2 separate regions of the Mus musculus genome follow, and region 2 is linked to region 1. Evidence: chromatin loops called from intact Hi-C (ENCODE). Cell type or tissue: heart. All regions are shown on one strand. Links, peaks and the distances in the headings refer to the core of each region. The heading gives the core; the rest is flanking DNA. Region 1 overlaps Slc6a2 (solute carrier family 6 (neurotransmitter transporter, noradrenalin), member 2). Region 2 overlaps Lpcat2 (lysophosphatidylcholine acyltransferase 2).

Region 1 (15,937 bases), core at 4,413-12,412:
TACCTTTGAGGCTGGATCAGACTGAATGTTCCATAGATGGCTAGCGGTTGTTGAGCAGGGTAGGGATGGAGTCATGTGGACTGTCATTAGTAGCCTCTCTCTCTACCAGGGATGCTCTACTGACCAGCACCATCAACTGTGTTACCAGTTTTATTTCTGGATTTGCCATCTTCTCCATCCTTGGTTATATGGCCCATGAACATAAGGTCAATATTGAGGATGTTGCCACTGAAGGTAGGTGGCCAAACCACTTTGCTTCCAGCTAAATGAAGAAAGACTGAGCTGGCTTCATAACGCCTCTGTAGTTGGAGAAGTCTGGCTATGGAGGTTTCTGGACCCCATCTGTTGGACTTTCCCTTGAGGCCATCATCCTGGCAATTTTAGCTAGATTAAACCTCTGAAAGTCCAGATCGTGAAGACTTGTTATCAGTTAGACTTCTGGTGTAGGTCATATCTGTTTATCTTACTATAGAGAAGTAGTAGAAATGTCTGGGTGTCCAAAGAGTCATGCTTAGAGGGACAGCCCTGATTTATAGCAACCTACTTCCTAAGAGCCCGCTTAACCCTCAGAGAGTAGGAACTCCCCCAAAAAAGAGGGTTAATCTCACTAGCATCTAATTAACTCTTTAAGGTCCTCAACCTTCTTCACATCACTATTTTGGGGAGCAAGCCTGAGCATGAATTTTAGTGGGGACAAACAATGTTCAATATATACCAGCATACTTCCTTCCACTTAGTTCTCACAAAGCTACAAGGCAGGGGTTAACAGATTCTCTTTAAAGATGAGGGATTGGGGATTTAAGCTAAATATGGGCTAGTGAGAGGTGATTTTAGCATTTGGCCCCAGTCAGCCTGATTCTGCAACCTCTGTTCTTCTCTATGGCCTTCTGTGTTCTTAAGGCCATAAGGAAGATGAGACTCAGGGAAGGGCAGCCTTTAATGGATCCTGAGGATCGTGAATTTCTGAGAACCAGAGTAGAATCCCACAAAGTAGAAGGCAGGTTGGCCAAACATGACTTAGAGCTGTTCAGGCAAGGTGCTGCTCTCTCTGCTGCTTGTTTGATACACAGATTGTGTTCATTTGCTTTGTATTACTCTTAACAAAATACCCAAGATAATTGATATATGAAATAACAGAGTTACTCACAATGTCTAATTAACGCTCTTGCTTTGGAGCCTATGGTGGGACCATGTGACAGAGCAATCTGTTCACCTAATGACCAAGGTGTAAAGCAGAGAGAGGGAAAAGGAACTTGGGTCCTAGGATCTCCCTAAAGGGTGCATCCTCAAAGAATGGAAGACTACATTGGGTTTCATCTCTTGAAGTTTGAACCACTACACAATTGCACCAGTTGGAGATCAAGTCTTTGACACAGGGCAGCTTGGGAAACAGAGATCCAGACAATAGCACACTGAATTGTATCTCCATCACTCATTCCAAGATTCCAAGTCTGTGCTGCTGCTGCCTACACATGCCTGACCAAATGTCCTGAGGCTGGGGTAGAGTTCCTTGCTCTGTTCAGCCTTTACTGAGCATGCCAGCCGCTGATCAGGCCCTAATATTTCTTACAGGAGCTGGGCTTGTGTTTATCCTGTATCCAGAAGCCATCTCTACTCTGTCAGGATCCACGTTCTGGGCCGTCCTGTTCTTCTTGATGCTCCTGGCTCTGGGGCTAGATAGTTCAGTAAGTGAACCTTCTCAGAACACCTTTCTCCACCCCTGCAACCCACTCCAGCACTCAGCCTGTAGGGCTGCTGCTGTCTGGTATCTGTTTCCAAGGGCACTATTTTAATCCAAACAATGAAGTGAGTCTCCCTCCCAAATGATAGCCTAGATCAAAGCCAGAACCTACGGGAACTCCAAATTGTACTGGGCCTCTGACACGCCAGCCTAGCACTCTGCCTTTGCAGATGGGGAGCCAGACTTCAGAAAGGACATGAATAGAACATTCTGTGACACAGCACTTTCCCATTCTTTAAATTTTATTACTGACAACCAACTCAAACATTTTGGACCCTGTTTTGTTACTAGATCCCTGTTTTTTATCATCATCATCATCATTATTATTACTATTTAGTCATATGCAAAGTTAAATTCCTGACATCCTTTTATATCTGTTTCCACCCTTCATTCTTAAATGATGTAGGGAGGAGCTAGCCAATGGATCTTACTGTCTTTGAATTTTGTTTGGTGGCTCTGCCAGAGCACTGTGTTGGAAAGGGGTCTGAGACTGATTCTAGATCTCAGGATAGAGTACTGATGTTGATTAACAATGTCTTCCAAAGACAGGGAGAGGAGCAAGGGACATGTGTGATTATTGTCTGTCACAACAGCGGTTCGTAAGGAATAGACTCCAAGAGTCTGTATTTAAAGTAACCACTTTGCTTGGGGATACTTGCTTCCAAGGCAACAAGGAACCCTTGTCATCTACTGTGGGATAAAGTTCCCACTTTGAAGAAGTTCTTTGGTTGATGTTTCCAGAAAGCCCCATTTGCATGGAGGTGTATCATTTGGGAACTATATCCCTTACTTTCTATTTTTCATCAGTACCCACTCAGGCTGAGCTAGTCAGGGGTCAGGGACTTGCTGCTGAGTCAGGAAAGAGTTAGCTCTTCACCATCCTTTATAACTTGAGCTTGGTTGAGTTTGGGGTAGAAAAAAGGGGAAAGATGCTTGGGAGGAAGGCAGGGTCTGTTATTTTCCGGAAAGCCTTATGTAACTGAAGTTATACTGAACCACAAGGGCCCCTTCATCCCCACCCCACCTTCCTGGTTCTCTATAGATGGGAGGCATGGAAGCAGTCATCACTGGACTGGCTGATGACTTCCAGGTCCTGAAGCGACACCGGAAACTCTTCACGTGTGTTGTCACCATCAGCACCTTCCTTCTGGCATTGTTTTGCATAACAAAGGTGAGGCTGGACATGAGATACTCATGGGCTTTCGAGGACTGTGTTTCAAAAATCCAGACATTCTCAGCCTTGGTACTGGGGTGGTACTTGGTACTTGGTACTTGGTACTTGGTACTTGGTACTTGGATGAGGCTGAGCACAACGGCTCTGTTAAACACTATGTCGATAAGACAGCAGATCCCGTTGCCTTCTACTACTTCTGGGGCTGATGATCTCCAAGCATCATTATTTACCACTCATTGACTTAGAGCCAGCAGAAGTTCCCTGGAAGCTTATCATACTGTTTATCAAACAAAACACTTCCTGCTAGAAGCTCCTAGAGCCCTCCACTAGAATACAGACACACTGAGCAATACCTTAGCCCTATTATGCATGTTTGTAAACATGACCCTGAGCAGGTGAGAATAGGGATGGGTGGGATTTGGTAGATGTAGTCAGTGACTATTTATAGCCAAGGATGACCTAAGCCCTTTCTCTCTGTGCCTCAGGGAGGGATTTATGTCCTCACTCTGCTGGACACCTTTGCAGCAGGCACCTCCATTCTGTTTGCGGTGCTTATGGAAGCTATTGGAGTTTCCTGGTTTTATGGTAAGTGAGTGTCACAAGTTCTGATCTCTAGGACTCCTGGAGTCTGTTTTATCTGGAGGGGGAAAGGGTTTTTTTCATGTCCAGTGCAGCCATCTGGATGGATCTCCAGAGGTGAGCAGCCTCTATTAAATATAGGTCTGAGTCTCTTGCAATCCTCAGCTCACTGGGCTGTAAGACCTGGGAGACACCCAGTACCAGCATCTGAAGTAGAATCATTAGAGAGCTACAGATCCCCAAACCAGACAGCTTGAACAAACAAAACAGGATGTCCAGCTAAACTTGAACTTCAGGTGAAAAATGAACACATGGTTTTAGATCTATAGGCCCCAAATATTGCATAGAATCTACTGATACTGATTTTTTTTCTATTATGTGTCTGAACTTAAAATTTAAATAGGTATCCTGGATTTTACTTACTAAACTGTCAAATGTGTTCTAACTGCTCATTTCCCCTTGGTTAATCTTATTCTTACTCTTTCTGAAAGAGATCGCAGTGAGAGTGTCTAACGGTCTCTCTTAGATTCTGATTGAGGGTGTCCATGTGCATGAACATATGGACAGACAAACTGTTTACGAAGAAAGCCTAGGCTAGAAGAAAGAGCCAGGCTGGAATCCAGGCACCTGGCTACTCAGTCTGGCCCTCCCTTCTCTGAGCTCTGGCTTCTGTCTTATAAGATAATCACAATGTCACATGCAAGGTGACTCTGTCAGCTCCCTTGTTTGCCATCATCAAAGTGCCTGCCAGGCTTCCTGCATTCCAAGGTGGCAGTCTCCTGCCACCTGCCCTGCACTCTGACAGCTTCTCATGGAATGGCTTCAGGGGGAGGCCCCAGTCCTGCATCTCTGGGCTCCCTGTGACACGCTTGCCCCATGTGCTCACAGGTGTGGACAGGTTCAGCAATGACATCCAGCAGATGATGGGGTTTAAGCCAGGCCTGTACTGGAGGCTGTGTTGGAAGTTCGTGAGCCCCGCCTTCCTCCTGGTGGGTAGGGTGTGGCTGGGGTGCCTGTTGGTAGGGTGGCTGAGTCCAGGTTGGGGGCAGGGTGTGCATACTTATTTCCTAAGGAAGGAGGTGCTGGGGTCTGGAAGCCCTGGTCATGCAGGCCTTAATGGGTGTGGAGGGTGTTCCATCTTAGTGGGAGTCCGGGCAGGTCCCCCAGCTGCTGTTGTGTGGCTCCAGCCTCACTTGCTCCCTGCATCCTTCTTCCCTCTCTGCCCCTCCCTTCCTGCAGTTTGTGGTGGTGGTCAGCATCATCAACTTCAAGCCGCTTACCTATGATGACTACACCTATCCTCCCTGGGCCAACTGGGTCGGGTGGGGCATCGCCCTCTCATCCATGATCCTGGTCCCTGCCTATGTCATCTACAAGTTCCTCAGCATACGCGGCTCCCTGTGGGAGGTGAGCTCTGGGTGGCTGTTGTGGCATGAGGGTGAACATGGCTGTCCTGTCGAGGTAAGACAGAGATAGAGGATACTTTGATTTAGCGCACCTGCCTCATTTGCTGAGAAGACCCACCCCGAGCCTCAGTGTCTACATCTGTAGCCTGAGAATAATACTGTGTAGCTTGGAAGAGAAGAAGACTTGAGTACTAAGTAAAGAACCTGGCCCACAGGAAGTGCTTCCTGCATGCTTCCTGCCATTTCCATGGCTGTTTCTGCTGTTCACATGAGAAGGCAAAGCTCCGCCATGCCTGCCCCCTTTCAATGTGTGAGATGCCTTCAGATATCCCATTTCTCTTTGTATGAGCCCTGCAACCATTTTTCTAATCATCACAATATGATCAGCTTAAACCAGGGGTTTCTGAAATCATAGACATAGACATAGACATAGACATAGACATAGACATAGACATAGACATAGACATAGACATAGACATAGACATAGACATAGACATAGACATAGACATAGGCATAGGCATAGGCATAGGCATAGGCATAGGCATAGGCATAGGCATAGGCATAGGCATAGGCATAGGCATAGGCATAGGCATAGGCAGACATAGACATAGACATAGACATAGACATAGACATAGACATAGACATAGACATAGACATAGACATAGACATAGACATAGACATAGACATAGGCATAGGCATATCATACCCACACACAGCAGAGGTACCTCTTATTCTGACTTAGTATATTATGACACTTATTTGGCTGCACAAACTATTGTTGGTGGCCTTTTCAAATATCCCTACTTTGTAAGGCAAAGACCTCACCCCTGGGCTGCTTTCCCTGGTCTCCTGAGGCTCCCTCCCTTCTCCCTTCTCACAGAGAGTGGCCTACGGAATCACCCCGGAGAATGAGCACCACCTGGTGGCCCAGAGAGACGTGAGACAGTTCCAGGTAGATGCAGAGCTGAACTTGGGTTGTGTGGGACAGGATATGGTGGGTTCTGGTTGGCTGTTCCCTGCTGGGCGCCCCCAAGAGAGGTCACAGGAAAGTCTGGATGGCAGTCACCTTCATTTTAGGGCCGAAGGTGAAGGGGGCAGGAGATGAGACTGCTGTGAGTCCAGCCAGCCTCCTGCTGTTGCTGTCCTGTTTTTCTTGGCATCCTGAGATGCCAAGTGCTGGACTTTTCTTCTGCCTCTGAGTTGTCATGTTAGTGTCACCACGCTAAGCTGAGTATGTTATACCTTGAAGGCATTAATAGCATGTTGCTGGCCCAAGCAGTGACGAGGATACTTGTTGACCTCCTCCTTTTGGGGTGGTTTCTTTGCATCCAGCCTTAGCACCAATTAGGGAAGGTGTTCTGGGGTCTGGGTCAACAAGGTGGCTATTTGTTTTGTCTGCTCTTTGCTTTGTGTGGCCCCAACCAGCTGACCCCTTCCTCTAAGTGCCCACTGACTCTGTCCTCACTGTAGTGGCCTTGCTGTCCTTTTGCAGTTGCGGCACTGGCTGGCTATCTGAACCTGGCAATGTGGAGGAGGAGGAGGAACCCATGTGCCAACGTCCGGGTCCAGGGCACCCTCTTTGCCCCCATTCGGATACCGCCTTGGGATTCCTCTCCTGGAAGACACCTTCCCCGTCGCTCCCGTTTTCTCATTTACTAATGATTCCGTGACGCTGGTTTTGTTCACCTTCTGTTCATCTGGCCTGGAGGCAAGCGAGAGTGGAGAACTGGTGAGCCTCAAGGAAGAGGCTGGAAGGAGGAAGTGGGACGTGAATTCTGGAACTCTGGCTTGAGGGCAGGTTTACTGCATTTGGAGCACACCTCAGCTGAGGTCCACAGCCCGGGCAGAAACCCCTCCCGGATTTGCTTGTACTTCAGATCATAAACAAAATCTTCCATTCACCCAGGCTGAGAGGAGATTGGCTTCTGGTTAGATATCAAAAGCCCAAGCAAAGCCTGACAGGGTCTGTGTGGGGGCCAAGGTGTGCAGGTTACCCCTCTCTTTCCATTTATCCTGTCACCGCTCCAGCATCTGAGCCTCTGTTTGGGAGTGGGGCTTTATTTGCACTGAAAATGCAGCTGGTAGATACTCTGAGTCTGGGGGCAGGGCGTTAGGCAGAAACTCTTACCTAGCTATCTAGTTAATCAAAGGCTGGTTTTGGTATGTTCTAGAATATTACTCTAACTTCTGATGTTTGGAGAGCCCCCAAACCATGATTTTAGGGGAAGAATGTAGCTGCATCACCAGTGAGGGAGTTCCCCAAAGTCAGATCCTTTAGAAAGGTGGTAACCGCTAGACAAATTGTGCCTGCCAAGGCCACCTGCCAGTCTTGTTCTGTCAGACATATGGGTAGTTCCCAAGACCTTCCTAGGGATTGAGACAGGGTCCCTCTAAAGCCAGATATGTATGCCCATCACAGGGATTTCTGTCCTGGGAGGCCAGGTGGGTGTTGTAGGACAACTTGATAGGCTGCCATGGTTCTTTGTGGTCTTCCCCTGGGAACCTCAGCAGACAGGGGTCCTGAGCAGTAGAGTCCATTGGCTCTGAAAATGGCCTGTTTCCTTATTTACTTGACTTGGCACCTTGGAGGGCACGATGGGGCTTACCACAGCCCAGCCCAGCCCAGCCTCTCAAGTCCAGGGATGGTATTCTGACTGGAGGGGACAGTCAGATGGCTTCAGGAAGTTTCTAAGTTTCACATGTGACACAAACTTGCAACTACTGCCCTCTGGTGGTTAGGTTTGGTTCATTGAGGGAAAGAATGGTTTGGTAAATTGATGGCATCTCCTTGAGCTTTATGTTTCTGGTTTGAGTCTCTTACGCCCTTTCTTGAAATCTAGAATCATAGGTTGCCATTGTGATAGTAGGATTCCCTTCCTAGGTTGTGTGTGTGTGTGCGCGCGCGCATGTCTATAAGTGCACATTTGTGTGTGTCTGTGTATGTGTATATATGTTTGTTTATATGTGTGTGTATGTCTGTGTGTGTCCTTGTGTATGTGTGCATGTCTATGTGTGTATGTGTGTGTTGGTGTGCACGTGTGCATGTGTGAGTGTGTGTGTGTGATTGGAGTCATGTAGGAGGCACATGGAGAAACTAGGATGTTCCCATGTCCCATGGAGGCTGTAAAAATAGGCCAGGTGAGGCCAGCTGGGGATGGGGAGATAGTTTACTCTGAGGACCACCAAAATTTCCCCCGAATCAGAGTCCTTGAGTTATTCCTTAGAGGAAATTTTGTCTTTCCATGTAAGAAGGCCATGTCAGCTCAAGGCATCCCGCATTGGCAAATGTCTTGGAGCACTGGGGAAGAGAAAGCTCTTCCACCCCATTTCAAGGTAGGTGCAAGCCAGGACCCTGCTAGCAACAACCTCAACACTTCTCATGAGTAGTAATTCCTTTCTAGTTGTTACCTTTAAAATATTGGCACACACCTTTACTCCCAGCACTTGGGAGGCAGAGGCAGGTGAATTTCTGAGTTCAAGGCCAGCCTGGTCTACAGAGTGAGTTCAAGGACAGCCAGGGCTACACAGAGAAACCCTGTCTCGAAAAAACCAAAACCAAATATATATTGTACTATTTAAACAATCCATGCTTACCCTCCCTGCCTCCAAGCTGCCCCATAGAAAGGAAGACTGCTTCCTGTCTCCCCACTTCCCTGGTGAGAAGATGAGAAATCTCGCTTGGTCAACATCTCATCTCCCTAGGGATCTGGGTGGAGCCTCCATCCTCATCTTGTCGTCACAGTCCAGAGCACCAGGGGACTCCTTGTTTACCCTTCTGTGGGCTGACACCAAACAGAATGCACAGAGTCACACTTAAGGGGGAAGAGTGTTTCTTAGCAGAACAAAGTGTTGGGAGGGGGGCAGAAGGATGTTACTCATCTCCCCACACTGGCTCCCTGAGAGGCATTGTCCTCGCCTTTGATGACAAGTCACCCTTTGAATAGTGGGGCCTGAGAAGCAAGCGTCCACCTGACTGTCTTGAGAGCACATGCTCACAAAACCTGGGTGCCTTGGATCAGCACAGGGCCACCATTTTCTCGTTGCCATCTGAGTGGCCTCTTCACCTGCAGACACTGCTCCCTCCCAGGGGTTGAAGTTGAAAATGTGGTGCTAGCCGAATGAGCCCCAGACTAAAGCAATGGTGCTGCTTTGTGGCAAAGTTGGCTCCTGAGACTGGGACAAAGTGCTTTGTGTTTGTACGCCCAGGTGCTCTAGTGGGGGAGCGGGGAGACACCCAGAAAGCTCCTGGAGGGTCTCACGAAGGTGCTAGGAGGTCACCTGTACCCACCTTTCCACCCACGCTTGCCAGATGGGGGCTACTCTGTCATCATAAGTAATGCTTGCCCTCTGTGTTCTGACTGATTTTTTTATTTTAGTAGTATGGCTCATCCAGGGCCAGCATTCTCCCAAGTACCGAATGTGACACTCGACGCTTTTGATAATTAATCTGATTTTTAGAGAATTGTTTTCTATGATATGTGAGACCTTTGTTTAAGACTTTAGCATTACTTAGTCTCTGCCTGCCAGTCTCCATTCTAGAGTCAAGTGAGACAGGAGAGAAAGTGGATACTAACTCACTGCAGATATCCTACACAACAAAGGTCCCAAAACTGCCTTAATTCCTGCCCAGGTGGAAGCCAGTCCCCTGCTGCACAGTCATCCAGTCTAGGTTTTCTAGATTTGGTAATGTAAGATTGACACGTTCTTACCAAAGAAATCATTTCTACCCCATTAAGCTCACTCACTTCATGTGTTTATTTCTTTTGAAAACTATGGTGAGGAAGTGATCAGAGTCAGTGTCTGGTGTAGTGGAAGCAGCTCGGCATTTAGAGTTGATTAGCAGTGGCTCTGCAGCCAATTAGCTATATCTTGAGAGAGGAACTTTATATCTTTAGATTTTGGGAGGGGGGCACATCTCTATAAAACAGAGATTTGATCATGTCATCAAAGGACACATCCTATTGAAAACATAAACCAGAATAAAGTATAATAACATCCTTGTGCTAAAGTCACAATGAAGAAAGCAGATCAGCTCAGAAGCTTCCAGAAGTGACCCCATAACTGACCATCTATTGGGCTTAGAAATAGAGGTTTCTGCCTGCAGAGCTTTGATATTCCTGTAATGTCCAGTAGATCCTCTTTTTCAGAGTTTTCTTTTCATCTCATGCCAGAAAGCCTTGATGTTTGAGAAGAAGTCAAGTCTAGCCCAGTCGATTTGATGCTTGGGTAGCATTGAGAAGGCAGAGGGTATCGCTCTGCCCTGTGTTTGCTGGCCTGGGCACCCACAGCTCTGCCCACAGGCAGGGTCCCTGGCCCTGGTTGGTGAATGTGAAGTCAGGGGCACCTGTCCTTGCTCTACTGTCTCTACGTCTGTGTAAATAGGATTGTTTCATTCACATCTTCTCCGTGTCACGGACCGTCCAAGTATCGTGCGGATCTCTGCGTCTGCTTTGGATTTATTTTGAAAGTTCTCTTTGTGGAAAAAAAAACAAATAAATGTACAGTCTAATAAAGGATATTTCCTGTGCCGTGTATTGGGTTGTACAGTTCTGAGTGCTTTTTTCACGAATGTAAGAGCTGTGAGTTACACAAAGCAAGTGCCCCTGTCTCTGATGGGTCACTGACTGGCAAAGAACAGATTTTGATCACAGTAACCCACCTTTCACCCAAAGGGCTGCTTTGAGACGCCAAGAAAGAGATGGGAGACAGAGGAGATTGAGAATGTGATGATAACTCAAGGGTTGGCAGTCCTCTCCACTCCCCTCCTCACCCTTCCCCTCTCCTCTCCCCTACCCTCTCCCCTCCTCTGCCCTCCCCTTTCTCTCCCCTCCTTCTCTTCTCCTTCCTTCTCCTCTCCTCTCCTCTCCTCTCCTCTCCTCTCCTCTCCTCTCCTCTCCTCTCCTCTCCTCTCCTCTCCCCTCCCCTCCTCTCCTCTCCTCTCCTCAACCCTCCCCTCCCCTCCCCTCCCCTCCCCTCCCCTCCCCTCCCCTCTCCTCTCCTCTCCTCCCCTCCCCTCCCCTCCCCTCCCCTCCTATCCTTTTCTCCTCTTCCCTCTCCTCTCCTTTCTGCTCCTCTCCCCTCCCATCTTCTCTCCTCTCCTCTCCCCTCCCCTCCTCTCCCCTCCCCTCCCCTCCCCTCCTCTACCATCCTCCCTGTTTTGTTCCTTTCCTCCTGATTTGTACTCTGTTCTTCTCTGGTACTTGGAATCAAACCCAGGCCCTCAAACCCAGGCCCTCAAGTGTGCTGAGCACACGTTCCGCTCCCCCCCCCGTCCCCTGCTGAGCTATGCCCTTGGCTCCCACACATTTTTGTTTAAATACAAAGTGAACGTCATGGGACAACATGTCTGCTGTCTAATTTTGTTTTGGTTTGTCATTCCTAGGCCTGGCTTTCAAAGACATCAGAATCTCTGCTGGATTGAATTGGATGCACAATTTAGTGTAGATTTTTTTGTGGGCACACTTAGGCCCTTGGAGCTCATGGTTGGCTCTGCTTGAGTGAAGTTGTGAGGTCAATATAGGTTTTTGTCTTCTTTAATTTTTTCCTCACACAATATATCCAGATTACAGTTTCCCCTCCCTGTTCCCTCATGTTCTCTCATCTGGATCTACCCTCTGCCTGTCTCTATGGGATAATAATAAAATATAGCATAATAATATAGAACAAGAACGAACACTGGGAATGAACAAAACAATCAAACATAAGGAAGAGAGACCAAGAGCAAGCACAAGAAGCAGATACAGGCCCAGAGCCTCACTCATCCATGAACTTAGGTAAACACACTGACCTGGAGCCCATAATGTATACACAAAGGACTGTAGGGTGAAAGAAGAGGAAACATGACTAAAATATAAAACATCCCTGGCACGACATTGTGAGATCTCCAGTGCTGTTTTCTGTTGGCCTTCTACTGCTGGGCACACAGCCTACTTTTAAGATAGCTGGGCAGTGATGATGCATGCCTTTAATCCTGGCACTTGGGAGGCAGAGGCAGGCAGATTTCTGAGTACGAGGCCAGCCTGGTCTACAGAGTGAGTTCCAGGACAGCCAGGGCTACACAGAGAAACTCTGTCTTGAAACAAACAAACAAACAAACAAACAAACAAACAAACAAGAATGGTTTAGTTCCCCAGTTAGACTTCACTGGAGAAAACCAGCTTATCATTTGCAGATAGTTATCAGTTGCAGAGAGCATATGGGTTAGGGATAGGCCATGAGTTCCCTTCTCCTTTCAGCTCTAGCACACCATCTGGTGCAGGCCCTGTGCAGGATGAAGTTATCTGATGATGAAAGAGCAAGGAGAGATCTATGAGTATAGCAGAATGTCATTAGGAGTCATTTTGCTGCTCTTTTTTGAGCTATCTCAGGTTCTTGGTCACCAAGCAGGGTCAGATATGGGTTCTAGCTCATGGAATTGGCCTTCAGTCAAATCAGATATTGGTTGGCTAATCCCACAGTGGTGGAGTACCTCCATTGTAATAGTAGATCTTGTAGGCAGAAGACCATTGTAGATCAAAGGTTTTGTGGCAGGCTTGGTGTTTGTTTCACCTTTGGTAGTGTGCAGAGATCTTGATCAACCCAATGACTTATTGCAATGAACATTTGCAAGTGAAGATGTGTGAACAGAGGGATACAGTGTGGGACACTCTGACACACTACAGCTTCCATGATGAGATGTTTTCTATTGTTTGTGTGTGTTTAGTCATGTGTGTTTTATTTTGTGGGGGAGGTTGCTAGGGAGAGAGGCGGATATGAAAGGATGGGAGATGAGCAGGACTGGGTTACATGATGTGAAACCCACAAGAATCAATAAAAAATTAAAAGGAGGAGGAAGAGGAAGAGGAGGAAGAGGAGGAAGAAGAGGAGGAGGAGGAAAAGGAAGAGGAGGTTACATAGTTCCACCATAAATAGTGGGGCAGGGCAAACATTTCCATCCCCAAAGGACAGGATGTGGGTTTCAGATGCTGGGCATCCCAGTCCCCATGATTTAACCAGTTGGTGCTCACATAGCCTCTTTTGGACTGACTCTGCTGAATGCCCTTCTTCTTCTTCTTCTTCTTCTTCTTCTTCTTCTTCTTCTTCTTCTTCTTCTTCTTCTTCTTCTTCTTCTTCTTCTTCTTCTTCTTCTTCTTCTTCTTCCTCTTTAGATTTTTTATTAGATATTTTCTTTATTTACATTTCAAATGTTATACCCTTTCTTGGTTTCCCCTCCAAAAATCTCCTATCCTCTCACCCCTCCCCCTGCTCCCCAATCAACCCACTCCTGCTTCTTGGCCCTGGCATTCCCTTATACTGGGGCATAGAACTTCACAGGACCAAGGGCCTCTCCTCCCATTGATGACCAACTAGGCCATCTCTGCTACATATGCAGCTAGAGCCATGAGTTCCACCATGTCTTTTCTTTGATTGGTGGTTTAGTCCCAGGGAGCTTGGGGGTACTGGTTAGTTCAGATTGTTGTTCCTCCTATGGGGCTGCAAACTCCTTCAGCTCCTTGGGTACTTTCTCTAGCTCTAGCCTGTTTCGTGACAAATTATATGGTCAGTTTTGGAGAAGGTACCATGAGGTGCTGAGAAGAAGGTAGGATATACAAGAGGATATTTTGTTTTAGGATAAAATGTTCTATAGATATCTTTTAAATCCATTTGTTTCATAACTTCTGTTAGTTTCACTGTCTCTGTTTAGTTTCTCTTTCCATTGATGAGAGTGGGGTATTGAAGTCTCCCACTATTATTTTGTGTGGTGCAATGTATGCTTTGAGCTTTACTAAAGTTTCTCTAATGAATGTGGGTGCCCTTACATTTGGAGCATAGATATTTAGAATTGAGAATTCATCTTGGTAGATTTTTACCTTTGATGAGTATGAAGTGTTCCTCCTTGTCTTTTTTGATAACTTTAGGTTGAAAGTCGATTTTATTCGATATTATAACGGCTACTCTAGCTTGTTTCTTGGGACCATTTGCTTGGAAAATTGTTTTCTAGCCTTTTACTCTGAGGAAGGGTCTGTCGTTGTCCCTGAGGTGGGTTTCCTGTATGCAGCAAAATGTTGGGTCCTGTTGTATGTATGTAGCCAGTCTGTTAGTCTATGTCTTTTTATTGGGGAATTGAGTCCATTTTTTTTTGTTGTTGTTGTCTTGTGTTTTTGTTTTTGTTTTTGTTTTTGTTTTTTTTGAGACAGGGTTTCTCTGTATAGCCCTGGCTGTCCTGGAACTCATTTTGTAGACCAGGCTGGTCTCAAACTCAGAAATCTGCCTGCCTCTGCCTCCCAAGTGCTGGGATTAAAGGCATGTGCCACCACTGCCCGGCTTCTTTTAAGTTTTTTGAAAGATTACTTTATTGCTTTTACTAGGTGTAGTTTCCCTCCTTGTGTTGGAGTTTTCCCTCTATTATACTTTGAAGTATTGGATTCATGGAAAGATATTGTGTAAATTTGGTTCTGTCTTGGAATACTTCGGTTTCTCCATCTATGGAGAGTAATTGAGAGTTTTGCTGGGTATAGTAGCCTGGGCTGGCACTTGTGTTCTCTTAGGGTCTGTATGACATCTGTCCAGGATCTTCTGACTTTCATAGTCTCTGGTGAGAAGTCTGGTGCAATTCTAATAGGTCTGCCTTTATATGTTACTTGACCAATTTCCCTTACTGCTTTTAGAATTCTGTCTTTGTTTAGTGCATTTAGTGTTCTGATTATTATGTGATAGGAGGAATTTCTTTTCTGGTCCAGTCTATTTGGAGTTCTGTAGGCTTCTTGTATATTCATGGGCATCTCTTTCTTTAGGTTAGGGAAGTTTACTTCTATAATTTTGTTGAAGATATTTACTGGCCTTTTAAGTTGAAAATCTTCATTCTCATCTATACCTATTATCCTTAGGTTTGGTCTTCTCATTGTGTCCTGGATTTCCTGGATGTTTTGAGTTAGGATCTTTTTTGAATTTTGCATTTTCTTTGATTGTTGTGTCCATGTTTTCTATGGAATCTTCTGCACCTGAGATTCTCTCTTCCATCTCTTGTATTCTGTTGGTGATACTCGCATCTATGGTTCTTGATTTCTTTTCTAGGATTTCTACCTCCAGAGTTGTCTCCCTTTGTGATTTCTTTATTGTTTCTACTTCCATTTTTAGATCCTTGATGGTTTTGTTCAATTCCATTACCTGTTTGGTTGCGTTTTCCTGTAATTCTTTAAGGGATTTGTGTATTTCCTCTTCAAGGACTTCTACCTGTTTAGCTGTGCTCTCCTGTGTTTCTTTAAGGGAGTTATTTATGTCCTTAAAATCCTTTACCAGCATCATGAGATATGATTTTAAATCCGAATGTTACTTTTCTGGTGTGTTGGGGGTATCCAGGACTTGCTGTGGTGGGAGTACTGAGTTCTGATGATGCCAAGTAGTCTTGGTTTCTGTTGGTAAGATTCTTGCGTTTGCCTTTCACCATCTGGTAATCTCTGGTGCTAGATGTTCTTGTTGTGTCTGGCTGAAGCTTGTTCCTCCTGTGAGTCTGTAAGCCTGGGAGACCAGCTCTCTCCTGGCAAGTTCAGTGCACAGAGGGTTGTGGAACAGCCCCACCTCCTGGCTACAGATATAGGCCTGTAGAACCCTGTCCCAGCTGTTCTGCTGCTTCTGTGGCCTGTGCTCTCCTGAGTGGACCCGCCTTAGAGAGAAAATTGACTATGATTTTCTTAGGTCACTTCTAGCATTGTCAGAAGAAGCCTGAAGGCATCAGTTGTGTTTCTTAAAATTAATTACATCATCCTCTTTACATACAGGCTTCCACAAACTCTTTGGGCATAGAACAGATATAGACAAGCCCGTTGTAAGAATGCAGCATGAGTGGATTCTACTTCAGTTCCTGACAGCATCTCATTTCCATCTGAAACTCCACAGTCCTTGATGTCTGTGTTCTTGTCAGTGTTCTGGTCCAGCAGCCTCAGCCACCATGCTCTGCTTACTGCTTTTCAAATCTTGTCTAGCTACATTGTCCAATCTCTTCCAAATTCCTTCTACATCTCCAAAAAATCTGTACCACAGTCAGGGCGTCAACTGTAG
Region 2 (8,000 bases), core at 1-8,000, 100 kb before region 1:
GATGACAGAAAGAGCAAGCCTCCGGACCCCTAACTCTTTCTTCTCCCCATTTCTCCAGCAAGGTCATCGTCCTACTGGTTTTTTTTGTGATCTTGTAGAATTAACTAGTCTTTAAGGTGATACAGGTCAGTAACCAATCTTGTTCTGTAGGAAGTCCCTATGTGTTGTGTCTGGCCAGCAGATCACAGGTCTGGGTTCTAGCCTGGAAAGGCATTTTGGAAACCTGGAAGAGAAGAGGGGCTAGGCTGTGGGAGATAAGGACAGAACCAAGGCAAGGCTCTCTGCTCAAGGTTTAATTTTAATGTCAGCAAACATGCTTTATAAAGAAAAGGGGAGGCCTGTCCCTGGCCAGCAAAGTTCCTTTGAAGTAGATAGGTCAGCCTTTTAGTGGGAACTCTCGAAGATTGCAGTTCGATGTTAACTCCGGAAGATTCTTGGAAGAGAACCAGTTCAGCCTCTGGCAGGTTGAGCCTCAGGCAGGTAGTGGCACATCAAAGGAGCAGCACAGCAGGTGGTCACAGCCAGCCTTGCTAGGCTGGAAGGAGGTAACACCTATGCATCTCTTCTGGGCTTGCTACATCATTCAAATAGCCTGCCCTCTTACATGAAACAGCAGATTAATGTCATGGTGTGCTTAAAGCACAATGGTGATTTATGGTGAGGAAGAAAGTTTATTAGATACAACTATGCAAATTGGTAAATTAGAGGTGTTTTTTACTTCATAAGCGCTGCTGTTTGCTTTTTTTTTTAAACTTACTCTTCTCTCAACAATGTGGGTCTATCTGCAGCCTCTTGTTCCCCCAACTCTCCCCTCACTCTCCTCTCCCCAAGATCATCTCCTCCTCCTCCTCCTCCTCTTCCTCTTCCTCCTCCCTTTCTGTTAAAAAACCAATAGGCCTCCCAGCGATATCAACTGAACACAGTCTAATAGGATACAAAAAGGCTAGGTACAAACCCTCATATCAAGGCTGGATGAAGCAACCCAGAAGGAGGGAATGGATCAGGAGAATAAGCAAAAGAGTCAGAGACACCCAGTCTCCCACTATTGGGAGTCCCACAAAACCCCAAACTTAACAGCCACTACATGTATGCAGGGACCTAGCGCAGACTCCATGGTTGCTGCTTCAGTCTCTGTGAGTCTCTGTGAGCCTTGCTTAGTTGATTCTATGGGCCACAGTTTCCTGCTGTCCTTGACCCCTCCAGTTCCCACAGTCCTTCTTCCCTCTCTTCTGTGCGGTTCCCCAAGCCACTTAAATGTTTGGGTGTGGGTCTCTGCATCTGTCCTCATCAGCATAGTAGAATATTGCTAGGAATTATTTCATAGACGTGTGTGTGTGTGTGTGTGTGTGTGTGTGTGTGTATGTATGTATGTCTTTGGGGTTTGGTCTCCCTCTTGTGGCATAGGCCTCATGTTAGACCAGTCATTGGTTGGCCTCTCTCATAAGCATTGAGCCTCTGTGACATTTCTATAGCAACTTTCTTACGCTGACTCTCCAAGCCCATACAAGTGGTTTCAGGTAAAGCTTCCCTAGTCGACATGCTGACAGGAAGGGCTATGGCAGCATCGAGATCCAAACAAGGAAAGGAGATGAGGAAACAGGAAGGAGGTGAAACTGGGACAAATGGGGGCCATTGTAGCACACCTTTAACATCCTCAGGATCTCCTCTTCAGCGTTAAGTAGTATTTGTAGAGCATACCCTGTATTTCAGGTGTCAAATGACCATAGCTGGCAGTTTCAGGAATATTCCAGCTTCTGCTTGGTGTTGCCTGCCAACAGTGGCATTTCTATGTCACATTTAAATACAGGAAGCTTCAGGAGTGAGGAAGGGAGCTAAAAGCAGGGATTATAGTAATCACCAGTCAGACAGATTGAGTTACCCTGACTTTGAGGGAAGGCAGTTGGCTCTAGGCACAGTGATGACAGTGAGAACAGGAGCCCATTTTACCAACCACCTTTCTCCATGGACTGTTTCAATAGGTTTTGCATTTATTTATTTATTTCTGTTTTATAAGAATTGGCATTGGTTTCCTTCTGTGGTGTGGAATACACAGTGTCACTATTGCAAGCATGATGTCTTCCTCCTTGGTTCCTTAAGCAGTGTATGTGTTTGATTTGACCCTGCCTGTTCATGGATTCTGCCTGTGTGCTTGTATTGTTTACCCTGACCGAGCAGGGTAACGTGATAGTTTCCTGGTTAGCCTACCTGCCTCTGCTTTGTGGAACATTCCCACCCTCCTTCTTGCAGGCTCTCTTGGTGCTGCAGGCACTAATTTCTGATCTGCTCTTACTGATTTGAGGTCTTACTTTTAGACAATAAAGTTAATTATACATAAAAACTCATTAAGATATGAGTGGTTTTGGAAATCTATTTGTAAAACTGAAATGTCCATGACACAATTTAGAAAAAAAAAACTAATTCAAGATGTCAGTTTACATAGGATGATCTCAATTCTATATTAAACATGAAAAGAGCCGGGCAGTGGTGGCACACGCCTTTAATTCTAGTACTCAGGAGGCAGAGGCAGGCGGATTTCTGAGTTCGAGGCCAGCCTGGTCTACAGAGTGAGTTCCAGAGGAGAGGAGAGGAAAGGAGAGGAGAGGAGAGGAGAGGAGAGGAGAGGAGAGGAGAGGAGAGGAGAGGAGAGGAGAGGAGAGGAGAGGAGAGGAGAGGAGAGGAGAGGAGAGGAGAGGAGAGGAGAGGAAAAAGAAAATTATGGCAGGCCCCATAATTTGAGCCACATACAGATTGAAATGGACATGATGAAACGTCCACGTAGTGATGGGCTGCATAGCTTCAGGCTCATGCACAATGATGCTACGAGAAGGGGACTTTTAAATTTCTATTCCCTAAAAATAATATGGAGAAGAGTTTTCCTATACAGAAGCCTTGAAAGAAGAGACAGAGACATGAAAGGCTGGGCCAGGGTGCATCTGGTAGATGGTGTGTACAGAGGGAGCTACAGACTAAATCGGGAATAGCACGGGGGCAGCTGTCTCGATCCTGGAGCTGGGGAAGGAATTCATAGAAACATATTTCACTCCTCTTTCCAGCTATACATGTTTCTTCCCTGTCCTTGGCCTTCCATATAGACCAGGAGCCGGTCTTCTGCCTGCCACGTATTAGAAAAGAAAATAGTGTAGAGAATTAATGGTGAATGTACCAAATAGCCTCTGTCTGTCTGTCCGTCTGCCCTCCCTCATCTGTCTCCGTGCTACTCCTGTGTTTTTCATACAGTTACATGTCTGTACCTGTGAAGATTCTCTTTGCTAAGCGCTGAGTTATGTGATTGCCGCCACACCTTGCGCACACACTGACGTGCACGTGCCAGGCCTGTTTCCTCAGTCTCCTGAGAGGACTGGGCTGGGGCTGTTTGATAGGAGAACAAGGAGATGGAGTAATTTCAGGTCTATTGCTCTCAGGAGCTACTGGAGTAATTTCACTGCTTAGTGGGGGCTGGGTGTAAGTCCCATGCATTTGTTAGGATTTAAGAGATGGAGAACCCTGACTCTATTGTTTTACTCTTTCCTCCCCCATTACATTCTTAGCTAATCTACCAAAGCTGCATAATTATTTCTACCAATTTGTCCTAAAAATGCTATTACTTGTGTGCTCAGTTCGATACTCAGAAATTTGATTGCAGACAACATAAAGGTTCCAAATGTGACAAAAGCCATTGTTTCCTAGTTTGGAGTAATTTCCTTTGGCCAAATCCTGCCTGTGTGAGAGACAAAAGCAAAACACTCTTTTTTGTCTTTGGGTTTAATTTCGCTTGTTTACACTTACAAATATTTACTGAATCCCTCATATCAAAGACTAAGTGGGAAATGTGTTGAATGCTCAGATAAGTCAGAGACAATGGTTTAGAACAAAGGCCTCTCTATATTTTATAGTAATAATTCAAATTAAGTGCTAAATTATTTGCCAGCACATTTGAAGGAACTTTAGTGAAATCAAGAAATAATGCCACCTAAATTGGGAGCAGTTATAGGGCAGACATTTCTATAGAGAACAGTGTCTTGCCAGGACCATAGCAGCAGTGCTAACTTCACCCTTTACAAACCCCTCTTATTGATCTCCTCGTAGAGTTTAAATTCCTTCCTTCCTTCCTTCCTTCCTTCCTTCCTTCCTTCCTTCCTTCCTTCCTTCCTCTCTCCCCTCACCTCCTCCCTCTCTGTCTTCCTCTCTGCCTCCTTGCCTCCCTCCCTCCCTCCCTCCCTCCCTCCCTCCTCCCCTCCTCCCCTTCTTCCTTTCCTTTATATATGTAAGGATGTTTTGCTTACATGTACTTCCTTGTCTCACTTTTATGTCGCATGCACCCAGAGGCCAGAAGAGGGCATCAGATCCCCTAGAGCAAGAGCTATGAGCCACCTTGAGGGTGCTAGGAATTAAACCAGGATCCTCTAGAAGAGCAGCCAGTGCTCTTAACCTCTGAGCCTTCTCTCCAGTCCTCCTCCCCTAGTGCAAGGTCTATCAACCATCTTCACAGACAAGGGAAAGAATGAGAGCTTGATTTCTAGTTCCTTGGGTATAGTCTGACATGAACTCAGACTCTAATTAACCAATACTGTTCTCCTCACAGACCATTGACTCTAGTAAGTTTTCGATGGTTACTATTTTCCTTCTGTAAAATATATTGTCAGGTGTCATATTCTACTTCTGCTGTTTAGTACTGAGATCTTCTGGCAGCAGCATGCTCGTTGCTTAAGTCTTACACAGGAAGGGATTGTGTCTACTTGTGAACTCTGGCAACCCGGTCTTTCTGGCTATTGTAAAGTTCTGTAGATCTTTTTTATTATTGTTTTATTCTGTGGAATGAATGTGTTTCTTTATCCCAAGCTCTTCCCGTCTGTCCTGTTCTTCGTAGGAGTCCAAGTATAAGTCTTGAGTGCCAATAATAACAAACATTCTGGCTCGCCTCTGGCTGTTAGAGGCAAGGTGCTGTCATACAGAGATCTCACTCCTTATGAAAGTTAGAACACTTAGGCTCCTTAAATGGCTATAGAGAGACAAGGACATTACCATTTTTTTAAATTTCCATGTCACTTTTGAGTCAATAATGTAGCATTTGATAGTTCCTGGGAGAAGACCTCATCTTGATTTCAAGTCCAGCTATCCAGTCTTTGCTCTAGGAAACTCACTTCATAATTTATGTGGCATCGTTAGAAGAAAAGGCTAAAACTTCTGGGTGGGATAGGTGAATTTTTCTACTCAATTTTCTTGAAAGTTCTGCAGTCCTGCATGTCTGAATATTTCTTTCTAGTTCTTAGTCTGACTTAGCTCTCTCATTTCACCTAAAAATATGTATCTAAGCATAAGAATTATATCATTTATCTTCGTAGTTCATGGGTATCTGTGACGTTAGTATCTGAAACAGAAAGGGGCTGCAACAATCCAGACTTCCTCTCTGCAGCACGTGAGAGATTCTGACCTCCCCTGTGTGCAGAGGGACATAAAGAGCAGGCTTTGCAAAGAAAAGATTGTGTTCGACTGATTTCATCCGCACTCTGGAAAGAGGGAGAGTCCAGCATAAGGCATAGTTTGATACAGTTTCCATGGACCCCAGAAAGGCTTTTTTTTTTTATCTCACCCAGCATGGCATTCTGATCAACACATGATTGCCAAATTCAGAATGTCTGTTCCACATCATGTTGCAGGAGCTAAAGCCACACCTGACAGAAAGACTTGACTTTAGATGGCAACTGGCAGACCTCAGTGTAGATCCTGTCCCTCTCTGTGATGTTCAAATCCTACTTAGAGGCATAATGCACCTAGTAGGTTGTAGTCAGAAATGAGGTTGTAGTTTGAAAATGAGGCAACGCATAAGGATAGGGTTAGGGGTAATGATATGTAATATGTCTTTCACATTAGTAGAACCAGGTTCAAGGTAGTGTGTGTGTGTATGTGTGTGTGTATCTTATAATGAGGTGTAGGTACCGATTTTGCTGCTGTCACTGTTAAATACCACATGAAAATCTAAATGGATTCAACTATAGGACCTGATACCTTTGCTATCAAATTAATTTCCCATTCTCTTCATTTTGTGGTAAGTTGCTAACCAAGAGAGGAAGTTCCACCTCATGGCCACAGAGCTGGCTAACTGCACCACAGAGACTAAAAGTGTTGTGTCCTTTTTTGCTGTAAACTGTTCCTGTGGATTTACAAGTTATGTTAATTCACTTGTTTCAAGAACACAAGTCACTGCAGCCTCCCCTCGATTGATTTATGAGATTAGGCAGCCATCACCATCGATGCAGCCTCCCCTCGATTGATTTATGAGATTAGGCAGCCATCACCATCGATGCAGTCTCCCCTCGATTGATTTATGAGATTAGGCAGCCATCACCATCGATGAGTTTTAGCGCACTTCCATCGGCCTCACCTGATTCCTTCTGTCATTCATTGTGTCATCCTTTGTTCCATGCCTTCCCTGCTAGAACCTAGGCTGACATTCATCTGCTTCCTGCCTTTCTGGACATTTCTCATAACTAGGATGTCATGACGCGTACTTCCCTGTGTCTGGCTTTAGTTCACATGCTTTGAGATTTATCCATGGAGTGTGCATCAGTGATTAATTCATTTTGTTTATAGTACTTCTTTATATCAAATATGCATTCAGTTGTTGGTAGATAGTCAAGTTGTTTTTTAATACTTTGTGCAAATAGAACTAATATTGCTAACAGCATTCGTGTATCATTGTTTATCTCTGAAGTTAGTAACTCTCCTCCCAGATTAGGACTGCATTTTCCATTAGGTGTGGCCTGTTCTATCCTTTTCCTGAAGGCTTTGGCAATGGTGCTTCCTTCCAGATAGCAAGTCAGGTTGTTATAAATGCTGTAGTAAGTGACCATAGAGGATTAAATGGTCCAGTGAAGAAAAGACTTACACATCTAATAACAGCATTTTATTCTATCGTGATTTTTAATAAACTGTTAGCCAGATATCCTTTCTTTACAGTAAGAAATGAGAGGAATTTAAAATGTAGCAAATAACAAAACAATGTATCAGTTGAGGTAGATTGTATATGATACTAGCTGCTATTGCTATCAAGTTAATATATAGCAGTCAAAAAAAATCTAGAAATATGGCTCAATGGTTAAGAACACTAGCTGCTCTTCCAGATACCCAGAATCTACAGGGTAGCAGGCAACTATAACTTCAGTGCCAGGAGATCTGATGTCCATTTCTGGTCTCCATGGACTCTGCCTGCATGCGGTACAAAGACATACACACCGATAAAACACTCACACACATAAAATAAAATAAAAATAATTTTTTAAAAAAGTCATAAAAAACAAAGCCCATTTCCATTAAAGCCCCTTTCTCTTAAAGAGGCTTCTGTGAATGGATTTAAGTCCATGTTTGACACGATGAGCCCCGTGAACCCCTTAAAGAGAAGGTAGTCTGTTTGAGGTATTTTTCCTTACACAGCTAAGGACTATGCTGAGTCTTTTTGGTGTTCATAGAAGCAGTTTCATTGTGCCCATGAGAAATAAGGCCAATTATTGGGTATGACTAAGAGAGACAGGACATTGAGGGCATCGTTTCCATGATCAAATAAATAAATAGTTGGTTGGGCATGGCAGCATATACCTGCAATCCCAGCTTTCCAGAGCTGAGGCAAGAGCATTGCAATTGCTAGGACCTCTTGGGCTATGTGGTAATCGTCAGCTGTGAGGGAGAGCTTGGCAGTCTCTAGCTACCATTCTCTTCTTGACAGCCAGTCCGTTGGTTGCTGTGGAACTGTACATTCCCATGGTGATCTCACCTCTGTTCTCCTTTGAGCTATGGGTGGCTTTGTAGGAACCCAGAGGGCGGACCCTGTTACACAGCAGCTCAGAATCCCTTCCAGTCCGATTGTGATTCATTGCTGTCTCAGCAGTTTCACTCCTCTGAACAGACTCTCATCGCACTGCGCTGTTTGCTGCATCTTAAGCACCCAGCATCCCCTGGCTGCCCCGTGCTTCTACTGCGCTATCCTTGTGTATCATCTTACACTT

The links. Peaks named below come from ENCODE experiments on the same cell type or tissue, not always from the same donor. Only the 100,000 strongest peaks of a DNase experiment are listed, where the experiment ranks them.
Region 2: a loop joins it to region 1, with 3 times the contacts of the local background. A loop is called at or near these places in 15 of 42 quality-filtered maps.

The regions. Positions count from the first base shown.
Region 1 is chr8:92,991,234-93,007,170 of GRCm38, forward strand. It overlaps Slc6a2 (solute carrier family 6 (neurotransmitter transporter, noradrenalin), member 2), which reads left to right. Exons shown (of 14, transcript NM_009209.3): 7 at 110-234; 8 at 1,573-1,685; 9 at 2,784-2,912; 10 at 3,401-3,500; 11 at 4,383-4,483; 12 at 4,734-4,901; 13 at 5,781-5,852; 14 at 6,393-10,434. The coding sequence ends at 6,416. Among named protein-coding and RNA genes, the nearest start is that of Slc6a2, 38 kb to the left of the region's middle. In heart, for the core only: CTCF peaks have their summits at 5,830 (motif pointing left) and 7,636 (motif pointing left); no DNase peak of the experiment used is centred there; H3K27me3 peaks cover 383 bases.
Region 2 is chr8:92,891,919-92,899,918 of GRCm38, forward strand. All of the region lies in intron 11 of Lpcat2 (lysophosphatidylcholine acyltransferase 2), which reads left to right. Among named protein-coding and RNA genes, the nearest start is that of Capns2, 5.5 kb to the right of the region's middle. In heart, for the core only: no CTCF peak of the experiment used is centred there; a DNase peak (open chromatin) is centred at 4,873.